Linked DNA regions of Homo sapiens: region 2 is linked to region 1. The links are chromatin loops, found by intact Hi-C in ENCODE. Cell type or tissue: heart left ventricle. All regions are shown on one strand. Links, peaks and the distances in the headings refer to the core of each region. The heading gives the core; the rest is flanking DNA. Region 1 holds the start of LOC124902368 (a long non-coding RNA gene). Region 2 has its middle 12 kb from the start of IL2RA.

Region 1 (5,381 bases), core at 1-5,000:
GGTTACCTGAGGTCAGGAGTTCAGGACCAGGCTGGACAACATGCTGAAACCCTGTTTCTACTAAAAAATACAAAAATAAGCCAGGCGTGGTGGTGGGTGCCTGTAATCCCAGCTACTTGCGAGGCTGAGACAGGAGAATCACTTGAACCCAGGAGGCGGAGGTTGCAGTGAGCCAAGATCGCGCCACTACACTCCAGCCTGGGCAACAAGAGTGAAACTCTGTCTCAAAAAAAAAAAAGAAAAAGGTAAAAGATATCAATGATTGGGCTCCAGTCAGAATGTCTGGGGTGAGCCCAAGACATCAGTACGTATTTTTAATTGAGATAAAATTCATCATTTAACCATCATAAAATGTACAGTTCAGTGGTGTCTTAGCCCATTTTGTGCTACTGTAACAGAATGCCTGAGACTGGGTAACTTATAAAGAACAGAGATTTATAAAGAACAGAGATTTATAACTTATAAAGAACAGAGATTTCTTACCATTCTGGAGGCTGGGAAGTCTGAGGTCGAGGGGCCCCCATGTATCAAGGGCGTTTGTGCTACGTCATCCTGTGGCAGAAGGCAGAAGGGCAAGAGAGTGAGAGACAGCAGGAGGGGCTGAACTCAGCTTTTATCACAAACCCACTCCTGCAATAACAACATTAATCCATTCATGAGGCAGAGCCCTCGCGACCTGATCACCTCTTCAAGATCTCACCTGTCAACATTGCTGGATTAGGGATTAAGTTTCCAACACCTGAGCTCTGGGGGATGTATTCAAACCACAGTAAGTGGTATTTAGTATGTTTGCAATGTTGTACAGCCATCCCCACTGATTCCAGAATACTTCCATCATTCCCAAGAGAAGCCCCACACTGCCAAGTTCCCCATTCTCCCCAGCCCCGGGAAACCACCACTCTATGTTCCGTCTCTATGGATTTGCCTATTCTGGACATTTCGTGTAAATGGAATCACGTGGCCTTTTATGTCTGGGATAGTCGTACGTTTTAAAGCCCCTCAGATGTATCTAATACATATGCATCCAGGTTTGACAACCCTACACCCGGCCATTGGTTTTCAAACTTGAACTAGCACCAGAATCATCTGTAGGAACATAAAGAAACGATAAATGTTTGAGATGATGGATATGCTAAATACCATGATCTGATCACTGTACCTTGTAGGTATCAAAGCATCCCTACATACCTCATAAATATATATAACTATTATGTGTCAACTTAAAAACATTTGTTGAAAGAATCATCTGGAGGCCTTGTTAAAGCACAGATTGCTGGGTCCCACCTGTGGAGTTTCTGACGCAGTCGTCTTGCTTAGGTCCAGGAATCTGTATTTCTATCAGGTTCCCAGGTGATACTGACGCTGCCGTTCCAGGGAGCAGACTCTGAGGATCACCGCACTAGGCTAACAGCATTAAGAATCAGGGAAGCTGGCCAGACTCACGCTTGTAATCCCAGCACTTTGGGAGGCCGAGGCAGGCGGATTACTTGAGGTCAGGAGTTTGAGACCAGCCTGGCCAACATGGAGAAACCCTGTCTCTTCTAAAAATACAAAAATTAGCTGGCTGTCATGGTGCGCACCTATAATCTTAGCTACTCGGGAGGCTGATGCAGGAGAATCGCTTGAACCCAGGAGGCAGAGGCTGCAGTGAGCTGAGATCGTACCACTGCACTCCACCCTGGGTGACACAGCAAGACTCTGTTTAAAAAAAAAAAGAAAGAAAGAAAAAAGAAAAGAAAGAAAAAGAAAAAGTAAACTCTAGAAACTCCCTCTGTCTCTCTCTTGATTATCCAGGGCCTCCCTGACCCCTGCCAGCATCCACTCTGGCCAACCCTGATACAAACTCCACAGTAAGACCCTGAGAAAATACAGATCCACTCCCCCAAAACCAAAGCCCTTAGCCCAGCCAGAGAGAAAAATAAAATATCTCTTCCCTTCTTATATGGGTCATCAGGTCCATAACATACTCCTAATTTTCCTCATGGGAATTAAAAAGTATAAATTACTGCAGTGCAAATGATAAGCCCCCTAGGGTTATTGTAGCAGGAATGATTCATATACCCGGCAGTCTACCAGTTTCTCTAAGGGGTTAGCTGACTCCTAAGGTGTCATTTTAGGCTTCCAGGAGGGGAAGGATGTGACGTGGCTGACATGTTGTACGTGTACTCAGTACTTGCATCCTCTCCTTCCTCAGGCTGAACACCTGACAAGCCTTAACACCTTGCAAGGATTTTTTTCATTTGTTAGTTTGAAGATCAAAAGCCTTCGGGCCCAGAGGACAAAGCTATTTGGAAGTAGGAATGGTTCAGTGTTTATGTTGTGAAACAAATAACTGTGTGAACCTATGTGAGTTCCCACAAGGTCTCCCAGAACTACAATCTTTGGGGAGACTCAAACATACATCTAGAAATGACCCCTCTAGTCAGTTTGTCCAAAAGCCTTCCTAGAATCTGATATCAACCCATGGTGCCCTCTTGTGGCAACAGAAATGCTGCATTTGAATTACCGAAAGATCACTGTAGCCCAGCCAGAGAGTTTTGGTTGGGGAAATATTTTTTGTTTGTTTCGGGCAATGACCAGGAGCCCGTGATGTGCTACAGAAGGCTCACAGTGGCTTGTGAGAGCCAGCGGTTAAATTTTCGGGACTTCTGCAAACTGGTTTTTAAGCATAGCCATTATGGAAAATTAAAGTATTTAGGCTGGGAGCAGTAGCTCCTGCCTGTAATTCCTGCACTTCGGGAGACTAAGGTGAGAGGCTCGCTTGAGACCAGCCTGGGCAACAAAGTGAGACCTTGTCTCTACAAAAACATTTTAAACTTAGCTAGGCGAGGTGGCACATACCTGTAGTCCCAGCTACTGGTAAGGGCGAGGTGGGAGAATCCCTTGAGTCCAGCAGTTCAAGATTGCAGTGAGCTGTGACCATGCCACTGCACTGCAGCCTGGGTGACAGATTGAGACGCTGTCTCAAAAAAAAAAAAAAAAATTAAAATATTTAAATTTACAATTTAATAAATTATATTAAAAACAAAGGCAAGAATTACTTACAACTGATCACTTCCTAATTATTTGCTACCTTTTACTGTTATCTTTGTTCGCTGGGTGGTTTACATCTATTGTGTCCGCATGGTGGAAATACCGTTTGACGGTGGCTACCGCGCATCTCTTCCCAACCGCGTGATCAGTGATGTCACATTGCCAGCTGGAAGCTGTGTGTGGAGGGAGGATTGACACCAGGGAAGACAGGCAACCGTCATCAGAGAGCTGCTTGTTAAACATCACCAGCACACCTCTGCTTGGAGTCTTGTGCTATGGGAACTCTGTGCAAAGTAGGGAGTAATTAGAAATTCCCATGAGCCAAATAAGAACTGGGAAAAGGCTAAGACCGTATTGTCCAATACAGTAGCCACTAGCCACCTGTGGATACTTAAGTGTATTTAAACTCAAATAAATTAAATACAATTAAAAATTCAGTTCCTCGGTTGCACTAGCCACATTTCAAGCGTTCCCTAGCCACAGGTGTCTGTGTTATCGGACAGCACAACTGCAAAAGATTTCCATCATCTCAGAAAGTTCTATAGCACAGTGCTGGCTAGAAACCAAGTGCTTTACTGCATGCACATCATTTAGCACAGTTAGTTGCTGTTTATTATTCCTGTTCCACAGCTATTGTCTGCCATATAAAAACTTAGGCCAGGCACAGTGGCTCACACCTGTAATCCCAGCACTTTGGAAGGCCGAGGCAGGCAGATCACAAGGTCAGGAGTTCGAGACCAGCCTGGCCAACATAGCAAAACCCCATCTCTACTAAAAATACAAAAATTAGCCAGGCATGGTGGCGTGTGCACTGGTTTAGAGTGAGGACCACATTTTTTTGGTGCCGTGTTACACATATGACCGTGACTTTGTTACACCACTACAGGAGGAAGAGTAGAAGAACAATCTAGAAAACCAAAAGAACAAGAATTTCTTGGTAAGAAGCCGGGAACAGACAACAGAAGTCATGAAGCCCAAGTGAAATCAAAGGTGCTAAATGGTCGCCCAGGAGACATCCGTTGTGCTTGCCTGCGTTTTGGAAGCTCTGAAGTCACATCACAGGACACGGGGCAGTGGCAACCTTGTCTCTATGCCAGCTCAGTCCCATCAGAGAGCGAGCGCTACCCACTTCTAAATAGCAATTTCGCCGTTGAAGAGGAAGGGCAAAACCACTAGAACTCTCCATCTTATTTTCATGTATATGTGTTCATTAAAGCATGAATGGTATGGAACTCTCTCCACCCTATATGTAGTATAAAGAAAAGTAGGTTTACATTCATCTCATTCCAACTTCCCAGTTCAGGAGTCCCAAGGAAAGCCCCAGCACTAACGTAAATACACAACACACACACTCTACCCTATACAACTGGACATTGTCTGCGTGGTTCCTTTCTCAGCCGCTTCTGACTGCTGATTCTCCCGTTCACGTTGCCTAATAAACATCCTTCAAGAACTCTGGGCTGCTACCCAGAAATCATTTTACCCTTGGCTCAATCCTCTAAGCTAACCCCCTTCTACTGAGCCTTCAGTCTTGAATTTCTAAAAAACAGAGGCCATGGCAGAATAATCTTTGGGTAACTTCAAAACGGGGCAGCCAAACCCATGAGGCAATGTCAGGAACAGAAGGATGAATGAGGTCCCAGGCAGAGAATCATACTTAGCAAAGTTTTACCTGTGCGTTACTAATTGGCCTCTTTAAGAGTTAGTTTCTTTGGGATTGCTATGAATGATACCCTGAATTTGGCCTGCACTAATTTGATGTTTACAGGTGGACACACAAGGTGCAAATCAATGCGTACGTTTCCTGAGAAGTGTCTAAAAACACCAAAAAGGGATCCGTACATTCAATGTTTATGCAAGGAAGGAAAGAAAGAAGGAAGTGAAGAGGGAGAAGGGATGGAGGTCACACTGGTAGAACGTAACCACGGAAAAGAGCGCATCAGGCCTGGCACGGTGGCTCAGGCCTATAACCCCAGCTCCCTAGGAGACCAAGGCGGGAGCATCTCTTGAGGCCAGGAGTTTGAGACCAGCCTGGGCAGCATAGCAAGACACATCCCTACAAAAAATTAGAAATTGGCTGGATGTGGTGGCATACGCCTGTAGTCCTAGCCACTCAGGAGGCTGAGGCAGGAGGATTGCTTGAGCCCAGGAGTTCGAGGCTGCAGTCAGTCATGATGGCACCACTGCACTCCAGCCTGGGCAACAGAGCAAGATCCTGTCTTTAAGGAAAAAAAGACAAGATGAGCATACCAGCAGTCCTTGAACATTATCAAAAAGTTCAGCATATTAGAATCACCGGGAGGCCTTGTTAAAAGAGTTCGCTGGGCCCATCTTCAGAGTCTCTGAGT
Region 2 (5,381 bases), core at 185-5,184, 60 kb before region 1:
CTCACCCACTTGGATACCCTTCTTCACAGGATCCAAAATGACAGATAGTGGTGGGAGCAGACAGGGTCGGCCATGCCGGCGCACCCCAGGATGACTGACCCGCCAGGTGCTCTGCAGCTCCCATGGCTGGCAAAGGTTGTGTGGCAGTTTGGCTTCTCCCGCTGCCCAGTCCTGTTTCTTCCTTCCCCGTCTTTTCACAGAGGTTGATCCCAATCAGTATCCTGCAATCCCAAATCCATCTCCTTGTCTGCCTTCTGAGTGTCTAGACAGCACTGATGACTATGTATGCAACATGCTCCTACACACTTAGAAAACTCTCTGGACAAATGCACACCAAAAAACTGGTTCGTCTCGGGGGAGGGTAAGTGGGTAGCTTGGGACAGGGAGTAGAGGGGAATGTACTTTTTATCGTTTTCCCCTTTTGGATCATATAAATTTTTGTACAATAAACATGTATTTCACTCAAAAACAAAAATTTTAAAAGTCCAAAGAAAAGAAGGTCTAAATTATTAGTATAAGTTATTGTTTGATCTTGGTATAATGAGTGGGATAGAAGTTAAAAAAGAAGAAATGTTCAAAATGGAAAACAGCAGGAGAGAAAGAGAAAAAGTAGAGATAAAAAGAAGAGGAAAAGTAACAGCAAAGCAGAGAAAAAACATTTTATGTGGTGGTTTGGAACGTTTGGGTAGTGTGAAAAGCTTGCCCTTGGTGTCTTCCAATTTCCCCTCTCAGACCTGCTCCCTATCCTAACAAGCACCACCTCTATCCCCCACAACCTTCCACCATGTTATCTCTTGCTGTCCCTTGGAAGCTCCAAGCACAGATCTCTTTGTTGTTGTTGTTATTGTTTGAGATAGAGTCTTGCACTGTTGCCCAGGCTGGAGTGCACTGGCACAATTTCGGCTCACTGCAAACTCCACCTCCCGGGTTCAAGTGATTCTCCTGCCTCAGCCTCCCTAGTAGCTGGAATTACAGATGCATACCACCACACCCAACTAATATTTTGGATTTTTCATAGAGACAGGGCTTCATTATGTTGGCCAGGCTGGTCTCGAACTCCTGACCTCAGGTGATCTGCCTGCCACAGCCTCCCAAAGTGCTGGGATTACAGGCGTGAGCCACTGAACCCAGCCAGATTTCTTTTTTTTCTTCTTTATTCTTCTAGTGTCCAGACTTTGATTATAATTAATCAATTAATTCATCGAGCAACTATTTATTAAATATTCAGGGTATATTTACAAGGGAAGAATTGTGGTATATATTCCAAAACACAATCATGTTGAGGTGTGCATGAATAACATGACCCTGATTAAGCGTTAGCCAAGACGTTTGATTTAAACATTTAAAAAGAAAACTCCAAAGATATAAGTGTTGGAAATACTTAGAAACTAATAGTGAGCTCACCTCTGTGCTGTCCTGGTGCACAGGTGGTGTGTCTTTACATTGCTCCTGGTGCTACAAAAACAGTTAGACGGCTATTGTCATTTTAAGACCATGTGTACAGATTCCAGCTGTCCAGGATTTCAACATCCCAGGTAGTCACCTATTCACACCTGAGTGTATGCAACTAAGCTGTGCGCTGAATACTTTGTGCAAAAACGCCCAAAGGGGACTGTGGGGTGGAGGGGACTGGGGGGTGGAGGGGACTGCGGGGTGGAGGAGACTGTGGGGTGGAGGAGACTGGGGGGTGGAGGGGACTGCGGGGTGGAGGAGACTGTGGGGTGGAGGGGACTGTGGGGTGGAGGGGACTGTGGGGTGGATGACTCCCAAGTGCACCAGGCAGGTGACTGGTGAATATGCTACAGTGCTCGGAAATATACCAACATACCCCCCACACATATTTATTTTCAGGAAGGGCTAACTGTTGCAATTTCACCCCCCTTTCTCCCAGAAGAATAGATCGTACACCGCTCGGTTGAAATGAAGTAGTTTCATCAGTTCTAACAAATGCGCCACGCTGGTAGGGGTGTTGATAGTTGGGGCGCTGTGCGGGTGTGAGGGCAGGAGGCACAGGGGAACTCTCTCTCCCTTCCACTCGAGTTTGCTGTGCGTCTAAAACTGCTCTAAAAACAAAGTCTATTTGAAAAGAAACCTCGCAGTTGCAGTCCCCACAACTGCCTCCCGCTGCTGCCCCATACCCTCTGCTCCACTTTGGAGCACAGCCTCTCAGATGAGCTGTTGGTCCAGCACCTCTACAGCATCTCCATGCAGGTGCCGATTGCCACGGCCGGAGCAGAGCTCTCAGCTCCTCATAATCCTAACCAGCTCCCTATCTTAGTAACTTATCTTAGTAACTGGCAACATCTTTCACTGAGTACGCAAGCCAGAAATCTGAGTCACGTTGATTCTTCTCTTTTCCTCCCACTCAACCCTGCTGCATCCAATCAATCAAGTTCTGTGGGTTCCACTTTTAAAGTAGATTCCCTAAGTGGTCACTGCTTACCGTCTCCACTGCTATGGCCTCAGACCTCACCACCGCCTCTTCGGCTGACAAATGCAATGACCCCATCACTTCTCCTCTGCTCCCAACCTTCCCATAGTTTCCCATCAACTCAGAATACAATCCCAAACTCCTCACCTGGCCTACAAGTCCTTCACTGACGCAGCCCCTACCTACTTTTTCCACCTGCATCTCTGACCTGGGCCCCTGGCTCATGCAGTCACGCCAGCCTGCTTGCTGTTCCTGGGACATCGAGTCTTTCCTCCTCAGCGACGCTCTTCCCCCAAACAGAGACATGGTTTGTTCCATCACTGTATCCCGGCTCCATCCAATGGCTTTCCTCAACTTCGTCACCTGAATGAGCATCCTCTCCACCCCATCCCTGGCATGATTGACTTACCTGCATTGTTCTTCTCTGTGAGACTCACCATCCAGAGCATTACACCATATTTTCATCTGATTATTTGCTTCTTGTCTGTTCACCTCCTCAGAACTTGAGCAGCATTATAATAGCATGGATTTGGTCTGTCTTATTCTCAATATGATACAAGTACTTATGTACCTGGCACATAGTAGGTACTCAATAAATAGTAGTGGCAACAGAGCACCAAAAATGAGCTCGGCAGAAAATGAAGAATTCCATTATTTGTCTTAAAAAGGCAGACAAGCTAGGCACAGTTGCTCACGCCTGTAATCCCAACACTTTGGGAGGCTGAGATGGTTCAATCCCTTGATCCCAGGAGTTTGAGAGTGGCCTGGGCAGCATGATGAAACCCTGTCTCTACAAAAAATACAAAAATTAGCCAGGCAAGGTGGCACGAGCCTGTAATCCCAGCTACTCGGGAGGCTGACTGGGAGGATCACCTGAGCCCGGGAGTTAGAGGCTGCATTGAGATCATGCCACTGCACTCCAGCCTGGGCAACAGAGCAAGATCCTGCTGTCTCAAAAAAAAAAAAAAAAAAAAGGCAAATAAGTTACTAACATGGGGAAATATGGGTCATAAAGGAGAGAGCTGGCTTTTTCAGAAAAAGACAGTTATTAGGTATCCAACAACAGATAAATGGATAAAGAAAATTTGGTATATATACACAATGGAATACTGTTCAGCCATAAAAAAGAATGAAATCCTGTAATTCTCAGCAATATGGATGGAACTGGAGGAATTATAAAAAATGAAATAAGCCAGGAACAGAAAGTTAAACACTGCATGTTCTCAGTCACATGTGGAAGCTAAAAAGTGTCAGTCTCACAGAAGTAGAAAGTAGAAGGAGGATACTTGAGGGTGGGAAGGGAGATGGGAAGGGAGTGATAGGGACAGATTTATTAAAGGATACAAAATTACAGCTAGACAGGAAGAATAAGTTCTAGTGTTCTGTACTACTATAAGATGACTACAGTTAATAATGTATTACATAGTTTCAAATAGCTAGAAGGAGGTGGGGCGGTGGCTCACACTTGTAATCCCAGCACTTTGGGAGGCCGACGAGGGTAGATCACCTGAGGTCAGGGGTTTGAGACCAGCCTGGCCAACATGGTAAAACCCTGAGTCTACTAAAAATACAAAAAATTAGCCGGGTGTGGTGGCGGGCACCTGTAATCCCAGCTACTTGGGAGGCTGAGACGGGAGAATTGCTTGAACCCGGGAGGCAGAAGTTGCAGTGAGCTGAGATTGCACTGTTGCACTCCAGCCTGGGTGACAGAACGAGACTCCATCTCAAAACAAAAACAAAAACAAAAACAAAACCCAAAATAGCTAGAAGGAGGATATTGAATATTCCCAACACAAAGAAATGATGGATGTTTGAGATGATGGATGTGCGAATTATGCTGATCTGATCACTGCACGTCATATGTATCGAAACATCACTATGTACGCATGAATATGTACAGTTATTATTTGTCAGTTTTAAAGTAAAATTTTTAAAAAGAAAGAGAAAGAGAAAGAAAAAGACAAGTGAGAGAACTAGAAATTCATCCCACACCCACCAGGGATGAAATTAGCCTAATCTCAACAGAGTTCAGTCTCTTCATCTAACAGACAAGGAACAGAATCTTTCATCGCATGTTGGGGAGGGGAAGAATGAGGTTACTCAAACAAAAAGTTTCGAACTTCTCAGAAAAAAAATGAATTTCGTCAATTCGAGATACTGTTAATACCCCATCTGGCCATGATTGACGAAACAGACCTTTGGATTCCGTGAAACGAACCCCTTGCTAATGTCGCTTCTGGGTTCTTCAGACCTTCTTGGCAGGTGGCTGGCTTCTCTGTTCTAACTTAACCCTCCAGATGTCACATGAAAAAAGTATGCTTGTTATGAAATAATCCTCTGGCTTCATTACCCAGGAAGTCCCTGCTTTGTTTTTGGTCTTTGTTTTTATTTTCTCAAGCTCTGACAGAAGTTTCTGGGGGAAACTGTGGGTCTTTATGGATGAGGGTGAAGTTGTTTAGAAACTAAAATAAACAAGATACTGTATTTTCTTCCTCACGCTCTCTTGCTCATGCACTCAGAAGACAAAGGTACCCCCTTCAGTTCCCAGAAGCTGGTCTGCTCTTTTTTGTTTGTTTTAATTGTAGAGACACGGTCTCGCTCTGTGCCTAGGCTGGAGTGCAGTGGCACAATCGGTAGCTCACTGCAGCCTCAACCTTCCAGGCTCAAGGATCCTGCCACCTCAGCCTGCTGAGTAGCCGGGACTACTGGCACGCACCAACACACCCAGCTAATTTTTAATTTTTTTCTAGAGAATCTGGTCTCACTATGTTGCCTAGGCTGGTCTCAAATTCCTGGTCCCAAGCAATCCTCCTGCCTTAGCTTCCCAAAGTGCTGGGATTACAGGTGTGAGCCCCCACACCCAGCCCACTTCCGCTCTTAGGGAGAGGCGAGTGCATTTCAGAGAGCACTCGATGCTCCCAAAAGAAGAAGTTGACAGAGCCCACGTCCC

The links. A loop is a pair of places that touch in the nucleus more often than their neighbours do. Peaks named below come from ENCODE experiments on the same cell type or tissue, not always from the same donor. Only the 100,000 strongest peaks of a DNase experiment are listed, where the experiment ranks them.
Region 2: a loop joins it to region 1, with 2.3 times the contacts of the local background. A loop is called at or near these places in 64 of 110 quality-filtered maps.

Annotation. Positions count from the first base shown.
Region 1 is chr10:6,011,435-6,016,815 of GRCh38, reverse strand. IL2RA (interleukin 2 receptor subunit alpha) reads left to right here. Exons shown (of 8, transcript NM_000417.3): 8 at 3,920-5,381. The coding sequence ends at 3,944. LOC124902368 (a long non-coding RNA gene) reads right to left here and starts at 1,358. Exons shown (of 3, transcript XR_007062042.1): 1 at 1,285-1,358; 2 at 484-552. In heart left ventricle, for the core only: a CTCF peak has its summit at 2,483 (motif pointing left); no DNase peak of the experiment used is centred there.
Region 2 is chr10:6,071,971-6,077,351 of GRCh38, reverse strand. No RefSeq gene overlaps it. Among named protein-coding and RNA genes, the nearest start is that of IL2RA, 12 kb to the right of the region's middle. RefSeq lists an enhancer at 4,910-4,959. In heart left ventricle, for the core only: no CTCF peak of the experiment used is centred there; no DNase peak of the experiment used is centred there; H3K27ac peaks cover 641 bases.